Linked DNA regions of Homo sapiens: region 2 is linked to region 1. Evidence: chromatin loops called from intact Hi-C (ENCODE). Cell type or tissue: heart left ventricle. All regions are shown on one strand. Each heading gives the region's core, and the rest is flanking DNA. Links, peaks and the distances in the headings are about the cores only.

What was found. Hi-C counts contacts between places; a loop is a spot of excess contacts. Peaks named below come from ENCODE experiments on the same cell type or tissue, not always from the same donor. Only the 100,000 strongest peaks of a DNase experiment are listed, where the experiment ranks them.
Region 2: it touches region 1 in a loop (3-fold over the local background); 59 of 110 quality-filtered maps call a loop at or near these places.

Annotation. Positions count from the first base shown.
Region 1 is chr10:102,811,458-102,819,827 of GRCh38, reverse strand. WBP1L (WW domain binding protein 1 like) reads right to left here. Exons shown (of 4, transcript NM_001083913.2): 4 at 3,566-7,233. The coding sequence ends at 6,497. Among named protein-coding and RNA genes, the nearest start is that of CYP17A1-AS1, 17 kb to the left of the region's middle. RefSeq lists an enhancer at 3,875-4,408. In heart left ventricle, for the core only: no CTCF peak of the experiment used is centred there; DNase peaks (open chromatin) are centred at 3,387, 4,247, 5,137, 5,567 and 2 weaker places; H3K27ac peaks cover 4,597 bases.
Region 2 is chr10:102,749,501-102,757,870 of GRCh38, reverse strand. All of the region lies in intron 1 of WBP1L (WW domain binding protein 1 like), which reads right to left. Among named protein-coding and RNA genes, the nearest start is that of WBP1L, 9.7 kb to the right of the region's middle. In heart left ventricle, for the core only: a CTCF peak has its summit at 4,531 (motif pointing left); no DNase peak of the experiment used is centred there; H3K27ac peaks cover 2,922 bases.

The DNA.
Region 1 (8,370 bases), core at 1,924-6,923:
CCATTAGCTCTTCTAAAGAGGAGCCAGGGCCAGGCGTGGTGGCTCCACACCTGTAATCCCAGCACTTTGGGAGGCTGAGACAGGCAGATCACTTGAGGTCAGGAGTTTGAGACCAGCCTGGCCAACATGGTGAAACCCCGTCTCTACCCCAAATACAAAAATTAGCCAGGCGTCGTGGTGCACATCTGTAATCCCAGTTACTCAGGAGGCTAAGACAGGAGAATCGCTTGAACCTGGGAGGCGGAGGTTATAGTGAGCCGAGATCGCACCACTGCACTCCAGAGCAAGACTCTGTCTCAAAAAAAGGAAAGGAGCCAGTCCTAAGGCATCTTTGAATTCTCATGCCTTGGCACCTGCTAGGTGCTCAGTAAAGGCTCAGCTCTTCAGTGAGGCCACACTTGCCCCCAGGCCAGAACCCAAATCCTCCCAAGACCCACAACCCTTCCCAGCAGGTTCAGCAAGAAGCTACCAACCAAACCCACTTCTCCCTCCTTTTCCGAGTCAAACCCCGGTTTTCGCCCCTGGCTGAAAACAGGAAACTGAAGAATGTGGAGTTTCTTGAAATTCTTGTTCACCAAAAGTACTCTGTTTTGCAGTTCTGGGCGTTGGTACTGTCGCCATCTGCACTTGGTCACATGGGGCAACAGAGACAAACAACGTCATACTTCATTACAGAAATGAGGAACTCAGTGACCCACCAGCCTGGGGTTCAATGGCATGGTGTCCCCTCTAGACCTGGGCACCCAGGGTACATGCACAGCCTCTGGCAACCAGCCCCTAAGAGTTACACCATTTTGTTTTTGTGCCACTCAGATATTAGCTCAAAGGCAAGAATGATATACTCCCAGTTCTTTCCCGTGGTTTTAGAACAGAACTGTCTCTAGATGCTAGCATGGCCCTACTGGGGTTGCCTGAAGGAACCCAACAGTTTAGAAAGAACAAGTCAGCAACCACTCCACTAGTGTCACCGAGAGGCCAGGAATGTCCTCTGCCAGAGGGTCAAAGACAGGGGTGGCGGCATGTCTGGCTAAAACTGGCCTTCAGAAAAAACAGCGCTGACTGCTGGGCAAGCCAGGGCCTAGGGAGGACAACACTCACTTGCCAGCACCCCCTGGGTGCCAGCCCACCAGTGAGCACTCCACTTATGGAGGCAGGAACCCCTTCCTGGAGGGTTCCTAGGATGTGTACTACCTTGCTTTGCCCATCTGCAGTCTTGCTGGGTAGGGGTGTCCTCCCTGGGCAGAGAAGTAGCAAGCTGTTCTTCAAACAAGGACTTATACCTGGCCAGGCACAGTGGTTCACGCCTGTAATCCCAGGACTTTGGGAGGCTGAGGCAGGTGGATCACTTGAGGCCAGGAGTTCGAGACCAGTCTGGGCAACATGGTGAAACCCCATCCTTACTAAAAATACAAAAATAAGCTGGGCGTCATGGCAGGCACCTGTAATCCCAGCTACTTGGGAGGCTGAGGCAGGAGAATTACTTGAACCCAGGAGGTGGAGGTTGCACTGAGCAAAAATGGCACGACTGCACTCCAGCCTGGGCGACAGAGCGAGACTCCATCTCAAAAAAAAAAAAAAAAAGCACTTACACCTAAGAGGTCAGTCTTAAGCAGATGGTAAAATGAACAAAGGAACTCTCCTTGTATTAGGAAAGAATCATTGGCCCACAATGACAGATTCTGGCACACTGGTGGCTTCCTCACTACCTAAAATCAGCTCCGAGACCTCTTGCTTGGCATTCAAGACCTCAAACTACCTCCCACTATTCCCTGAAAAGCTCCAAATCTGTACCATTCACTTCACCTCAAACTTAACTTATATTGTTAATTAACTATTTCACACAAGTATGTTTTTTTTTTTTTTTTTTTGAGATGGAGTTTCGCTCTTGTTGTCCAGGCTGGAGCGCAATGGTGCGATCTCAGCTCACCACAACCTCCACTTCCCGAGTTAAAGCGATTCTCCTGCCTCAGGCTCCCAAGTAGCTGGGATTACAGTCGCATGCCACCACACCTGGCTAATTTTTTAATATTTTTAGTAGAGACGGGGTTTCTCCATGTTGGTCAGGCTGGTCTCGAACTCCTAACCTCAGGTAATCCACCCGCCTCAGCCTCCCAAAGTGCTGGGATTACAGGCATGAGCCACCATGCTCGGCCATGTTTTGTCTTTCTGACTGTAAGTTCTGGAGGGCAGAGGCCTCATCTTCTATGTCTTTGACATTATCCTGAGCCTCTGACACAGTGCTGGGCAGAAAGTGGGCAACTCGATACATTATACTGTGTGTTAAATTCCAAGGCCAAGCATATACCCCCATGTCTATCATATCAACAAAAAAGATCTCTCAGAGTGCTTGCTTTCTTTTAAATGCCATGTTTTGGCCGGGCACAGTGACTTACACCTGTAATCCCAGCACTTTGGGAAACCAAGCCAGTACGATCACTTGAGCCCAGCCTGGGCAACATAGTTAGACTCTATAGGATCACTTGAGCCCAGCCTGGGCAACACAGTCAGACCCTATCTCTCTCTCTCTATATATATATATATATACATACATATAGTTTTTTTCTTTTTTTTTTTTTTTTTTTTTGATACAGGGTCTCGCTCTGTTGCCCAGGCTGGAGTGCAGTGGTGTGATCTCAGCTCACTACAGCCTCCACTTCCTGGGCTCAAGCCATCCTCCCACCTCAGCCTCCCACATAGCTGGGACCACAGGCACACAGCACCACACCCAGCCAAGTTTTGTATTTTTTGTAGAGATGGTGTTTTGCCATGTTACCCAGACTGGTCTCAAACTCCTGAGCTCAAGTGATCTGCCTAGCTTGGCCTCCCAAAATGCTGGGATTACAGGCGTGAGCCACCTCGCCCAGCCCATCTCTGTTATTTAAAAAATAAAAATAAAAAAATAGCTGGGCACAGTGGCTCATGCCTATAGTCCCAGGCCAGGGTGGCTGGCCTGTTATCCCAGCACTTTGGGAGCTCAAGGCAGGCGGATCACCTGAGGTCAGGAGATTTGAGACCAGCCTGGCCAACATGGTGAAACCTCGTCTCTACTAAAAATACAAAAATGAGCCGGGCGTGGTGGTAGGCACCTGTAATCCCAGCTACTCAGGAGGCTGAGGCAGGAGAATCACTTGAACCTGGGAGGCAGAGGCTGCGTGAGACAAGATCGCGCCACTGCACTCCAGCCTGGGCGGCAGAGTGAGACTGTGTCTCAAAAAAAAGCCATGTTTTAGCAACAGGGTATCTGACAAAACTTGTCTCTGCTTTCTCGGGATCTGATTTTAGCCTGTTTGTGGGACTTTCCAAAGTATTCCAAACATCAGGAACACACCCTGACAGAGAGAGGGGAGGACTCCTCAGAACAGAGTGTGGACCCAGCAGCACTGTCCAGCTGCCCTTGGCCCTGTGGTTTCTCTTTGGCCCAGGGCCCTATCCTCAATGACTGTGTGACAACCTCTCAGTCTCTGTGTGGAGAAAAGTGCTTGTGGTTTAGGATCTTGAGGTGCAATTTCCTGAAGACTGAGGAAGAAGAAGAGGGAACAAAGTGCAGCAAGAAAGAGCAGTAGCATTTTTGGGATCAATTTTTATTTGGGCTTCTCACAGTGGTTAGAGCCACTCTGTCTTCAGAACAATCACAGCACAGGAAATGCGTCACTGAGACTGCCCAGAAAAGTCTGACCAGCTGAATCTTATTGCTTAAAATACACATATTCACAATAACTGACAAAGGGTAACGTGCCTCACACAGGAATGTGTTCGCATTTGCAAATCTTCTGACTGGCTGTAGCACCAAACCCTCCACCGACCCCGTCTCATTCACGTGGAAAGCCAGCCTCAGTCACATCTCCCTGGCCCCCTAACGATTCCTTCAGCTCCCTATTAAATCTCTCTCTGAGCAGGGCAGCATCCTGTAGCGGGGGCCAAACTGTGACCTGGGAACCAAGCCCAGCTCCGCAGGTTGCATTTCCGTCTTCTCGTGCCTTTAGGATAGGACGCTGCAGTGAGTCCCACAGTTAACACTTGCCCAGTTCCCCACTCTAACTGGGGAAAGGAACTTGAGAGGCTCAGAACTCATCCATTTGATCTGTTAACTGAAAAAGGATTCATTTTGGTAAAACTTGTTCGCCTTTGAGACACTTCAGTGAGTTATTTGGGATTCTTAAAAAATAAAAAAAGGTGGAAGGAAAGGCATCTGAGGGGCTGTGACACACTCCGGCTACCTCTGGCCACACGCCAGCTTGCTTGTGCCTGTTGGACTCACCAGAGGCAGGCAGGCCCTGCGGCTCCTCTAGAGCCTGCAAAGCCTCCTCCTGGCAATTCTGGGCAGGGCCGATGTCTGGGCCACAGCTAGTCCAAGCCTGTCATTGAAGACCCAGTCAAGCTTCTGTCTGAAATTCCACCTTCTTCTGTCCCAAGTGGTTGTGGACACCCCCGGGCGCTGGTACTGAGGACCAGCAGCAGCCGAGGGAGGCAGACAGGCTCAGAGCACGCTTCCATTTATAGGGAACAGAACGCAGGCCTCCGAGTGTCCACGGAGCAATGTGCAAATCGCAGTGATGAGTAGAGTAAAACCTCTACTTCGAGCACAGTATCTCTGGCAAACACAGGGGACTGCAGTCGACAATGCTGCGGAGTACACCCGAGTACACAGTCAGACATTTGTTCGGTAAACAGTAAATGCGTAAGATCAATGACCTTGAGAGGCCTGTCTGTGCTCCAGACGTGTGGTTCACGTGGAGAGAATGGCTGCCACTCAAAGTATCTTCACAGGAAAACAGGGCTTGAGGCACACACACAACAGACAGACACACACGGCTCACCCAAAAAGTCACTGTGTACGGACTTAACTTTGTTCAACATGGATTTTGGTTTTGTGGAATCTAAATGCAGACACTCGTTTACCTCACACCCTTGGATTTGTCTGTTTTTGGACATATATATATATATTTTGTTTGTTTCTTTCTTTCTTCCATAACATCAATGCTTCGTCTGAATATCATCATCGTTCAAGAGTTGGGGGAAGAAAGACTTCATATGCACAGGGCCGGGTGGGGAATGTTTGTTTTGGCTGTTTGCTGCCTCCATTCAGATTTTCCTATCGCAGCTCAGCTGGTGACCTGAAGGCGAGCAACAGGCACAAGGGTCCCCAGGGCCTTCCGGATGGCTGCTTTCACCTCCTGCCTGGGCCACCGAGTCTCTACACAGAAAAATGAGTCACCCGACTCAAAAGGGGTGGGGGTAGAGGCAGGGACAAGGCATGAAAACCACAGATAACCAAGGTGTTTCTTCCAAGTGGTCAGTTTAAAACAAACAACTGCCACCAAAAAAAAAAAAAAAACCCCACAAAAAATATTTATTCAGAATCAAAGATAAAATACTGTGTGAGAGCCAGGCTACAGGGGCCCTTTCTCTGGGGCCATCGCTTCCTCAGTCCGCTGTCTGTTTCCTCATACGGAACAGTGAGACTTGAAGGCCCGCAGGGTGTGTGCTTGCGATGCAGGCTGACACGGGTCACCTGTGAACACAGACCAAAGGGCAGAGAGGCAGAGAGCTGCACCTCTATCCACTGCTGCGGCTTAGGGCCTCCTGCTCACAGAGGTTCCAAGACAGCCGCCACCCCAGCCTTCACACGAGACATCTTCTGGCTCAACAGCAGGCAGGCTCTTTGAAGGCCAACTTGGGAAAGAGCCACAAACGTCATTTTCCAGAAGAGAATTCTTGCCTGCCCACCGGTGAAGTTCTTGTTTTCAGCTGTCTTTTGCTGTTTGTTTTTAGAGAAAAAAACAAACAAACAAAGAAAAGGCAGTATAACCTTTCACACCAGAACCAGCCTGCGGCCAGCCAGAGCCTGCGGGGAAGAGGCCCCTCAAGGACGCATGGGGTGCATAGATCTTGTCACCTGGAATTTGACAGATCAACAAGCCCCTACCAACCTATCATACAACGGCCCAGTAGCTCTCATCCTCCCACAGGATTAGCTCAATGCTGGCTTGGCAGACACTGGCAGCCCAATGACAAGCCCTGGGCCTCTGTGGGTTTCCTTCTTCATCCAGGGCCAAGATGGGCTGCCTCTCCTGGACTGAGATACAGCAACGTTCTCTTAAACTAGAATCAGAGCACAAACCTATTCCATCACCAAGAATCATGTCAGGGCACAGTCCCAGCCTCCTTCCTTGGGGGCTTTTAAAACACATCTCTCTGACCCAAACAGGTAGGTGAGATTTGACTTTAAAGAAAGGAGATGGAGTTAGGGTATGAGGAATGAGTCACAGAACCAACTTAGCCCTCCACAACACTGTGCCCTTGTGGAGGAAGAGGCATCCACACCCCGAACTGTACCTGGAGATGGAGGAAAATGCAGGAGAGGAGAAGGAAAACAAACAAAAAGGAACCAAGTGGCTGTACTCTGAAAGTCTTTGAAAGTCACTTAATGCTTCTCTCGTGGTTCTCCCCTACCCTGGTTGCTTTGCCAAGTTGCTGGGTGCTGGCAGGACCTGCTCTAGCTGGGGGAGCTGCTGCTCTGGGAGTTGGGAGAGTCCTGCTCGTTGATGGTGTTCAGCAGCAGGCATGCGGGCGGCCGTGGCAGGTGCGGGTGCCCAGGCTCTCGAGCCTGCTCCTCAGAGGACTGACAGAGGCCTTCCTCCTCATCACCAGGGGGCCGCACATGGCAGCTGTCGCAGAAGTCCAGGGGCCCATCCAGAGCATCATCGATGAGTGTGTTGAACTCTTTGAGGTCATCGTCATGGTGGCCCCGGTTGCACACACACACTTCAATGCCCGAGTCACCTGTGAAGCGGCGATGTCTCCCAGGCGTCTTCTCTTTGCTGTCGGGTGCGCCGTGTTCAGAGCTGTCATCTTTCAGCAGCTCCTCCCTACATTCTGCATCTTTGTCCAGGAAGGCCCCCGGGTCCAGCTCCCCCAGGCCAGCCACAGAGCCACTGGGCTCCATCCCTGGGGCTTTGGTGGCTGCTCGGTCAACTGGTAGGTCAGAGGGATCAGGGTCAGCGATGCTTGGGGGTCTTGTGCTGCTTCTGCTGGGCTCAGACAAGGGGCTGCTCTGTGCCCCCTGGGATCCCCTGGTGGGATCGATGCCCGGGGGACTGCCACCTGCAGGGCCACACTGTGGAGGCAGCAGCTGCTGCTGCTGTAGCTGGAAGGCACTGTATGGTGGGGGAGGAGTTGGAGGTCGGTTCACCACTTCCTCATAAGGAGGTAGTAAATAGTTTGGCAAAAACCCTAAAATGGGGAGGTAGGAAGGAGAAATTACTGCACTGGTCATTGTTCTAGGCAGACTGCAAAGCTCCCACTGAATATTTGCATTGTCTCTTCCCACCCCAGAGCACCCAACAAGTGATGGCTACAGCTCTTGGTTGTGAGCAGAGGAGAGACAGCTGCGAGCAATTCTGCAGAGAGAGAGGGGCAGTTTGGGAAGGGCCTAACCTAGCTTCTTGAAATCTGAGAGCCCCTAAAGCTGCTTCGTAGGCAAGGACTTCACGCCTGTTGGGAGTTAAGGCAGAGAATTAGGCAAACGTGGTAGATGGCCAAAAAATAACTTCTGCCTGGAATGGACCCACTTCCACATGCACACAAGTCTCATGTTCTTGCTTAGAGTGTGTCCTTCATCCAAGTCCCACAGGCCTCAGGGCCAGGGTCCCTAACTTCAGACTTCTTAACTACTTTTCTTCCTCCTAACCTTCCAAATGCACTATGTAGGGTCTTTTGCTAGGGGGTTAGAAATCTCTGTTGTCTCTACTGTGGCTGGAGGTGGTCTGGAAACACAAACCAAGCTTCACCTTGACTCAGATCAGGAGCAGATGGGTGACCGGCAAAGGGTAAGGGGCCTCTGCCATCCAAGGCTTATTAAAAACATGCTAGGTGAGTTATCTTTTGAATGTGCTGAATGCCTTATGACACAGATAATTTAATTATAATATAACATTACTAACATTTATTGAGCACTTACTATATGCCAGGCACTGTGCTAAGCACTTAACCCCTCTAGATGTGGAACTGAAATAATGGTGGGTCACAGTGGCTTACGCCTGTAATCTCAGCACTGTGGGAAGCCGAGGCGGGCAGATCACTTGAGCTCAGGAGTTTGAGAACAGCCTGACCAACATGGTAAAACCCCATCTCTACTAAAAATACAAACATTAGCTAGGTGTGATGGCATGGTCTTGTAGTCCCAGCTACTTGGGAAGCTCAGGCACAAGAATCACTTGAACCCCAGAGGAGGAGGTTGCAGTGAGCCAAGATCACGCCACTGCAGTCAAGCCTGGGTGACAGAGCGAGATTCTGTCTTAAAAAGAAAAAAAGAAACAATTGTAAAGAAACAATTGTGAAAGTTTATTTTGTAGAATACACTGTAGACTG
Region 2 (8,370 bases), core at 1,637-6,636, 62 kb after region 1:
GGTACAGTGGCTCATGCTGTAATCCCAGCACTTTGGGAGGCCGAGGCAGGAGGATCACTGGAGGTCAGGAGTTCAAGACCAGCTTGGTCAACACAGTGAAACCCAGTCTGTACTAAAAATACAAATATTAGCTGGGCATAATGGTGCACGCCTATAGTCCCAGCTACTAAGGAGGCTAAGGTGGGATGATCGCTAGAACTCAGGAGGTCAGGCTGCCATGAACTATGATCATGCCACTGCACTCCAGCCTGGGTGACACAGGGAGAGCTTGTATCAACAAAAAAAAAAAAAAAAAAAAAAAGGCTCAGAAACCATCTTCCCCTGAGAACAGGAAGTGCCAAATGGAGGTTGGGGACAGAAGTTAAGGATCCCCCTCACTGCAGCACAGTACTGTGTATGAGAGCAGACAGAGCCACATGTGGTCTAGCCCTGTGGTCAAGATGGGTGACGACCCCCATACTTGACAAACAGTGCCCATCCGCCTTGGCGGTGACCCCATCACTCTTCTCACTCAAGGGCACGATGATGTGCAAACAAGAATAATAGTATCGCTGGGTGCGGTGACTTGTGCCTGTAATCCCAGCTACTTGGGATGCTGAGGCAGAAGCACTTGAGGCCAGGAATTCAAGACCAGCCTGGGGAACATAGCAAGACCCTGTCTCTATAAAAAATTTAAAAATTGGGCTGGGTGTGGTGGCTCACATCTGTAATCCCAGCACTTTGAGAGGCTAAGATGGATGGATCATTGAGGACAGGAGTTTGAGACCAGCCTGACCAACATGGCAAAACCTTGTCTCTATTAAAAACACAAAAAAATTAGCTAGGTGTGGTGGCAAACGTTGGTAATCCCAGCTACTCATGGGGCTGAGGCCCGAGAATTGTTTAAACCCAGGAGGCAGAGACTGCAGTGAATTGAGATTGTGCCACTGCACTCCAGCCTGGGCAACAGATCGAGACTCTGTCTCAAAGATACAGAGACTCGCTCTGTTGCCCAGGCTGGTCTCGAACTCCTGGGCTCAAGCGATCTGCCCACCTCAGTCTCCCAAAGTACTGGGATTACAGGCGTGAGCCAGTGGACCCGGCCTGCAGATCCTATTGATGCGAATGTAAACTGATACAACCATACCGGAGAACAACGTGGCACTATCTACTCCAGCCTTTAAATGTGCATACCCTATAACCACACAATCCTCAGTTCCACTTTTAGGAATCTAGCACAATTGCAAAAAGAAATAAGTACAACAATGTTCAACGTAGCACTGTGTGAAATGGCAAAAACTCCATTAACAATGGAGAAGTGTTTAAATAAATCACGGTATAAAGCAACAGAATACAGGTATTTTAAGAAATCAGAGGAGTATCTACAATATGGAAATTAGTCCACAGTATATTAAGGTTAAAAAAAAATGCATCTTGTGAAATGCTACATTACAAATGATCCCTTCCCCCCACCACCCCCCTGAGACAGAGTCTTGCTCTGTCACCCAGGCTGGAGTATGGAGGCACGATCTTGGCTCACTGCAACCTCTGCTTCCCGGGTTCAAGTGATTCTCCTGCCTCAGCCTCTTCAGTAGCTAGGACTACAGCCATGCGCCACCATGCCTGGCTAACTTTTGTACTTTTAGTAGAGACGAGGTTTCACATGTTGGCCAGGCTGGTCTCGAACTCCTGACCTCGTGATCCACCCGCCTTGGCCTCCCAAAGTGCTGGGATTACAGGCATGAGCCACCACGCACGGCCACATTTTTGTTTTTAAAACAAATAAAGAACCCTACCCATACCAAACAATGTTATGGTTCTCTATATATAGACTATATATAGATATATGGTTGTCTATATCTAGCCACTGCACTCTAGCCTGAGCCATAGGCCATCTTGGCTCGCTGCAAGCTCTGCCTCCCGGGTTCATGCCATTCTCCTGCCTCAGCCTCCCGAGTAGCTGGGACTACAGGCACCCACCACCACGCCCGGCTAATTTTTTGTATTTTTAGTAGAGACGGGGTTTCACCATGTTAGCCAGGATGGTCTCGATCTCCTGACCTCGTGATCCACCTGCCTTGGCCTCCCAAAGTGCTGGAATTACAGGCATGAGCCACCGCGCCCGGCCAACATTTTAAAATCTATTATTTAACATTGTTATGAGCACGTGTTGTTTTTGTGTCATTTAAAAAGAATGTAGGCTGGGCACAGTGGCTCACACCTGTAATCCCAGCACTCTGGGAGGCCAAGACAGGCAGATCACTTGAGCTCAGGAGTTCAAGACCAGCCTGGCCAACATGGTGAAATCCCGATCTCTAATAAAAATACAAAAATTAGCCAGGCATAGTAGTGTGTGCCTGTAATCCCAGGTACTCAGGGAGCTGAGGCAGGAGAATCACTTGTACCCAGGAGGCGGAGGTTGCAGTAAGCCAAGATTGTACCACTGCACTCCAGCCTGGGCAATGGAGCAAAACTCCATCTCAAATAAAAAGTAATAGTCCTAGCTACTCAGGAGGCTAAGGCAGAAGGAACACTTGAGGCCAGGGATTCAAAGCTGCCGTGCACTATGACTATGCCTGGGAATCACCACTGTACTCCAACCTGGGCAACATAGCAAGACCCTACCTCTACAAAAAATAAAACAAGGCCAGGTGCGGTGGCTCACACCTGTAATCCCAGCACTTTGGGAAGCTGAGGCGGGTGGATCACAAGGTCAGGGGTTCAAGACCAGCCTGGCCAACATGGTGAAACCCGTCTCTAGTTAAAATACAAAAATTAGCTGGGCATGGTGGTGCGCACCTGTAATCCCAACTACTGGGGAGGCTGAGGCAGGAGAATGGCTTGAACCCAGGAGGCGGAGGTTGCAGTGAGCCAAGGTCGTGCCAATGCACTCCAGCCTGGGCGACAGAGCGAGACTTCATCTCAAAAAAAAAAGGTGAAAGGTATTTTAAAGCTGGGTGACAGACCAAGATTCCATCTCAAAAAATAAATAAATAAATAAATAAATAAATAAAACAAAATTAGCTGGACACTGTAGTGTGTGCCTGTAGTCCTAGCTACTTGGGAGGCAGAGGCAGGAGAATCGCTTTAGCCCAGGAGTTCGAAGCTGCAGTGAGCTATGATTGCGCCACTGTACTCCAGCCTGGGCAGCATAGCGAGACCCTGACGCTAAAAAACAAAAACAAAAAATGTAAAAAGGGGCCTGCCGCGGTGTCTCATGCCTGTAAGCCCAGCACTTTGGGAGGTCGAGGCAGGTGGATTACGTCAGGAGTTCGAGACCAGCCTGGCCAACATAGTGAAACCCCATCTCTTCTAAAATACAAAAATTAGCCAGGCATGGTGGCACATGCCTGTAGTCCCAGCCACTCGGGAGGCTGAGGCAGGAGAATCGCTTGAACCTGGGAGGCGGAGGTTGCAGTGAGCTGAGATCGCACCGCTGCACTCCAGCTTGGGCAACAGAGCAAGACTTCATCTCCAAAAAAAAGGTGAAAGGTATTTTAAAGCTCAAAGAAAAGCAGCAATCAGCTCTAAGGAAGAAAAATGGAAAGTCAGCCATAGTGCCAAATCATACTGGGGTAGGTTTTATGCTCCTTACCCCCTCCCAAATGTAGCAAAGGGATTTGCAAAACTTAAAGACAAATTATCCAGGGAAAAAGAAAGGAGTAAGCAGGATGAACTCACACTATTCAATTCTGTATTTAAGTTCCAAAGAGTTACAATATTCCAACATCCTGGTGTAGAAAGCCAAATAGTAATTTCTTCTCCCAAATGAACTACTAAGAGAGAAAAATATTTAAATCTGATCAATAAACTAAGCTGTGGTTTTTTCCCTTGTTGTTTCTGTGTTTGATGAAACTGTCAGGTGGAATTTTAAATGAGGAAAATAAATTAGGAAATGGCAAACCAAAAAGTAACATGTAGAATTTTGAAAAATACGAATATTTTCTCCATGAATGCATGCCTCTGATCTGAAAGAATGTGTAATAAAAGTGTTACAACATAACATTTGTCTTGCTAGATATTTAAAAATCAAAACAGACATGTTTTTGTAACTCTCCATTCTAGGACCCACCCTTCCAAGCCACAGATATTCTTGTAACATCTTACATTTATTTTTACCTCTTCCAAAAATGTTTAAGTTAAATTATTTTAAACACCTGAGATCTTGAATCAAAACTTAGCTTTGGCACTGTGAAGACGACAGCACCAGGAGCAGAAGAAAAACAACTCCTCTGATTTCCCACAGAAGAAAGTGTGGAAAGGAGAAAACCAAAAGTAAATAAATCAGAGCTATGGGAATGTAACTGAGTAAGCAAGCATATCCCAAAAACCCAGACCATGCAAGACGGGTGATCTGCAAGTCTGAGAGGATGACCTACTTAATCCCCAGATCAGGAAAGCTCAGAATTGTATCAACAAGCCTTAAAATTCAATAGGATGGGATTTGTTTCCCCCTTCTTGACCTCCCAGGTTGCAATGTTCTGGATTTACTTGTGTTTCTTTGTGGTTTCCACATAGCATGCAGTTTTCAGGCCAGACTTTGCTCCACCTAGTGGAACTGAAAAGGATGTTTCAAAAGGGAGGTGCCCACAGACCAGACCTCAGCCTGTCTACTGTATGCCACCAAGGAGAGAAGCCACCAAGACCCTCTGTTGCTGTAGCGTGTGCCTGTAGTCCTAGCTACTTGAGAGGCGGAGGCAGGATAATCCATCACTCAGTGGCTGCTCTTACTGGCTGTGCAGTTACAGTGGGATCAGCGGCCCCAGTGGTGTCCATGAATGGGGTAGTAGGAGCAAGGAACCAACCCAAGCCATTCTACCACCTGGAACCTGATGATCTCCCAAGTGTTAGTCCTAATAGCTGATGGCAGGAAAGCAAGAGGTCCTCTCAAGGGTATGGGTGGACAGGCATTCAAAAGACAGGTGAAGTTTTGAATCCAAAGCCATGCAAGATACCCATGACAACAACAAAGACCCGACGGCTCAAACATCCACAGATGAGCTGCCTCTTGGGGGCCTGAAAAGAGGACTCTCCTCAAGACACAGCCACCCTGAGGTCCAGGACACTTAGCTTCTCTTGTGACAGACCCTGAGAACACCTAATGATTTCCACAGGCTAAGCGTGCGTGAGAGCAAACCAACATTCCTGAGGCCGAAAATCAGAGTAGAGCCAGGACTTGGAATGGGGAAAGGAAAAAGTTCTAAGAACATGACTCAGTTCAGATTGGTTGCAGGACTATGGAGGACACAGAAAATAACTGACCATCAGGCTTTCACTGGGAGCAAAGCAAATCATGTTCTTAAAATAAAACCACAGAGCAGATCAAAGCAAGAGGAAAGAAAGTTCAAGATGGGGTAAATAAGGGAGGCTCACCTGCTTACTGAATCACAAATCAAAAAAACGTGTTTTCAAAATGTTTGATGTTGGCTGACAAGACAGAGCTGACTGACCACATACATCAACAAACCTGAAAGGCAGTGAGATTCGGCATATCAAAGCTTCAAGTCCCACCGAAAACTCGCTGTCCAAGGTTATTTCATACACTTCACAATGCTATGTTGTTCTTGCAAGAAAGCTGACCCCAAGCTCTGCAATAATGAACAGGACCTGGTAAGGCCACAGCAGGTCCCACTAAGCCAGGATTTCTCCACCTCGGGACCACTGACATTCTGGGCTGGAAAAGTCTTTGTCGTGGGGGGCTGTCCTGAGCATTCCAGGATGCTAAGCAGCATCCCTGGCCTCCACTCACTAGATACCAGTGGCACTCCCAAGCTGTGACAGTGACTAATGTCCTCTGGAAGGACAAAATTCTCCCCAAACCTAAATTCAGACATAGAACAGAATAAAGAAAGTCACTTGCAAAATCTCCAGATCTCAGTTCCTGAAGTTAGTCTGGGAGTTGACACTAACTTACAAACCATAATACACTCTGAGGACTGCCAACAGCAATAATGGTGATAATTATTATTATACTTATTAATCATTGAATATATTCCAAGAGCTTTACATATATTATGTCTTTTCACCTCATGACAACCCCATACTAGTACAATTCCCATTTTATAGATGAGGAAGCTGAGGCACAAAGAGGTTATGTAACTTGCTCAAGGACAGTATCAAATTTGGAACTCAGGTGGTCTGACCCCAGAGCTCATGACATGACCACTAGGTTTGACTGTACCAAATCCCTACTCTGGAAAGTTGTTAGATCAGTATCCTCCAATATGTAGTCACTATCTACATACAGCTATTTAGTTTAAATTATTTTAAGTAAATATCACATTGGCCAGGTGTGGTGGCTCACACCTGTAATCCCAACACTTTGAGAGGCCAAGGCGAGCAGATCGCTTGTGCCCAGGAGTTCAAGACCAGCCTGGCCAACGTGGTGAAACTCCATCTCTACAAAAAATACAAAAATTAACTGGGTGTGGGTGCGCACCTGTAGCTCCAGCTACTAGGAGGGCTGAGATAGGAGGTTTGCTTGAGGTGGAGATTGCAGTGAGCTGAGATTGCACCACTGCACTTCAGCCTGGGCAACAGAGGGAGATCGTGTCTCAAAAAAAAAAAAAGGAAAGAAAAAAGAAAACCTTGATTGGGCGCAGTGGCACACACCTGTAATCTCAGCACTTTGGGAGGCCAAGTCGGGCAGATCGCCTGAGGTCAGGAGTTCGAGAACAGCCTGGCCAACATGGCAAAACCCCATCTCTACTAAAAAATACAAAAGTTAGCTAGGCATGGTGGTGCATACCTGTAGTCCCAGCTACTCAGGAGGCTGAGACAGGAGAATCACTTGAACCCAGGAGGCAGAGGTTGCAGTGAGCCAAGATCACACCACTGCACTCCAGCCTGGGTGACAGAGTGAGACTCTGTCTCAAAAAAAGAAAGGAAAACCTTATGGTAAGTGAAATAAGCCACAAAAGACCACATAGTGTACCATTCACTTTATATGAAATGTCTAGAACAGGCAAATCCATAGGAATGGCAAGTAGATCAGTGGTCACTAAGGGATGGAAGAAAAGGGGCTAGAAAGGGAAGTGACTGCTAATGGCTATGGGGTTTCTTTCTGGGGTAAAGAAAATATGCTAAAATTGGGCCGGGCGTGGTGGCTCACACCTGTAATTCTAGAACTTTGGGAGGCTGAGGCGGGCGGATCACAAGGTCAGGAGATCGAGACCATCCTGGCTAACACAGTGAAACCCCATCTGTACTAAAAATACAAAAAATTAGCCAGGTGTGGTGGTGGGCACCTGTAGTCCCAGCTACTCAGGAGGCTGAGGCAGGAGAAGCGCTTGAACTCTGGAGGCGGAGTTTGCACTCCAACCTGGGCGACGGAGCAAGACACCGTTTCAAAAGAAAAAAAAAAAGAAAATATGCTAAAATTAGCACTGATAGTCACAAATTCTGTGACTATACTGAAACACCAATTTATGTATACTTTAAAAGGGTGAATTTTTTTGGCATGTAAATTACCTCAATAAAGTTTTTTTTTCTTTTTTTGAGACAGGGTCTCACTCTATCGCCCAGACTGGAGTGCAGTGGCGTGATCTAGGCTCGCTGCAGCCTCTGCCTATGGGGCTCAAGCGATTCTCCTGCCTCAGCCTCCTGAGTAGCTGGGATTACAGGTGCACGCTAATTTTTCTATTTTTGGTAGAGATGAGGTTTCACCATGTTGGCCACGCTGGTCTAGAACTCCTGACCTCAAATGATCCACCCGCCTCAGCCTCCCAAAGTGCTGGGATTACAGGTGTGAACCACTGCGCCTGACCTGATTATATCTCAATAAAGTTGATATAAAAAATTAAATATGGGCAGCCAGGCGTGGTCGCTAACGCCTGTAATCCCAACACTTTGAGAGGCCAAGGCGGGCAGATCATCTGAGGTCAGGAGTTCGAGACCAGCCTGGCCAACATGGTGAAACCCCGTATCTACAAAAAAAATACAAAAAAAATTACCCAGGCATGGTGGCAGTGCTTGTAATCCCAGCTATTTGGGAGGCTGAGGCATGAGAATCCCTTGAACCCGGGAGTCAGAGGTGGCAGTGAGCCAAGACTGCACCATTGCACTCCAGCCTGGGCAACAAGAATGAAACTCCATCTCAAAAAATAAATAAATAAATAAATAAATATGGAGGGCCAGGAACAGTGGCTCACGCCTGCAATCCCAGCACTTTGGGAGGCTGAGGCAGGAAAATCACTTGAGCCAAGGAGTTCAAGACCAGACTGGGCAATATAGTGAGACTTCTGCTCTATAAAAAAATTTTTTTAATTAAAAAAAATTAGGCCAGGCATGGTGGCTCACGCCTGTAATCCAAACACTTTGGGAGGCCAAGGTGGAAGGATCACTTGAGCCCAAGGAGTTCTAGACCCACCTGGGCAACATGGTGAGACACTC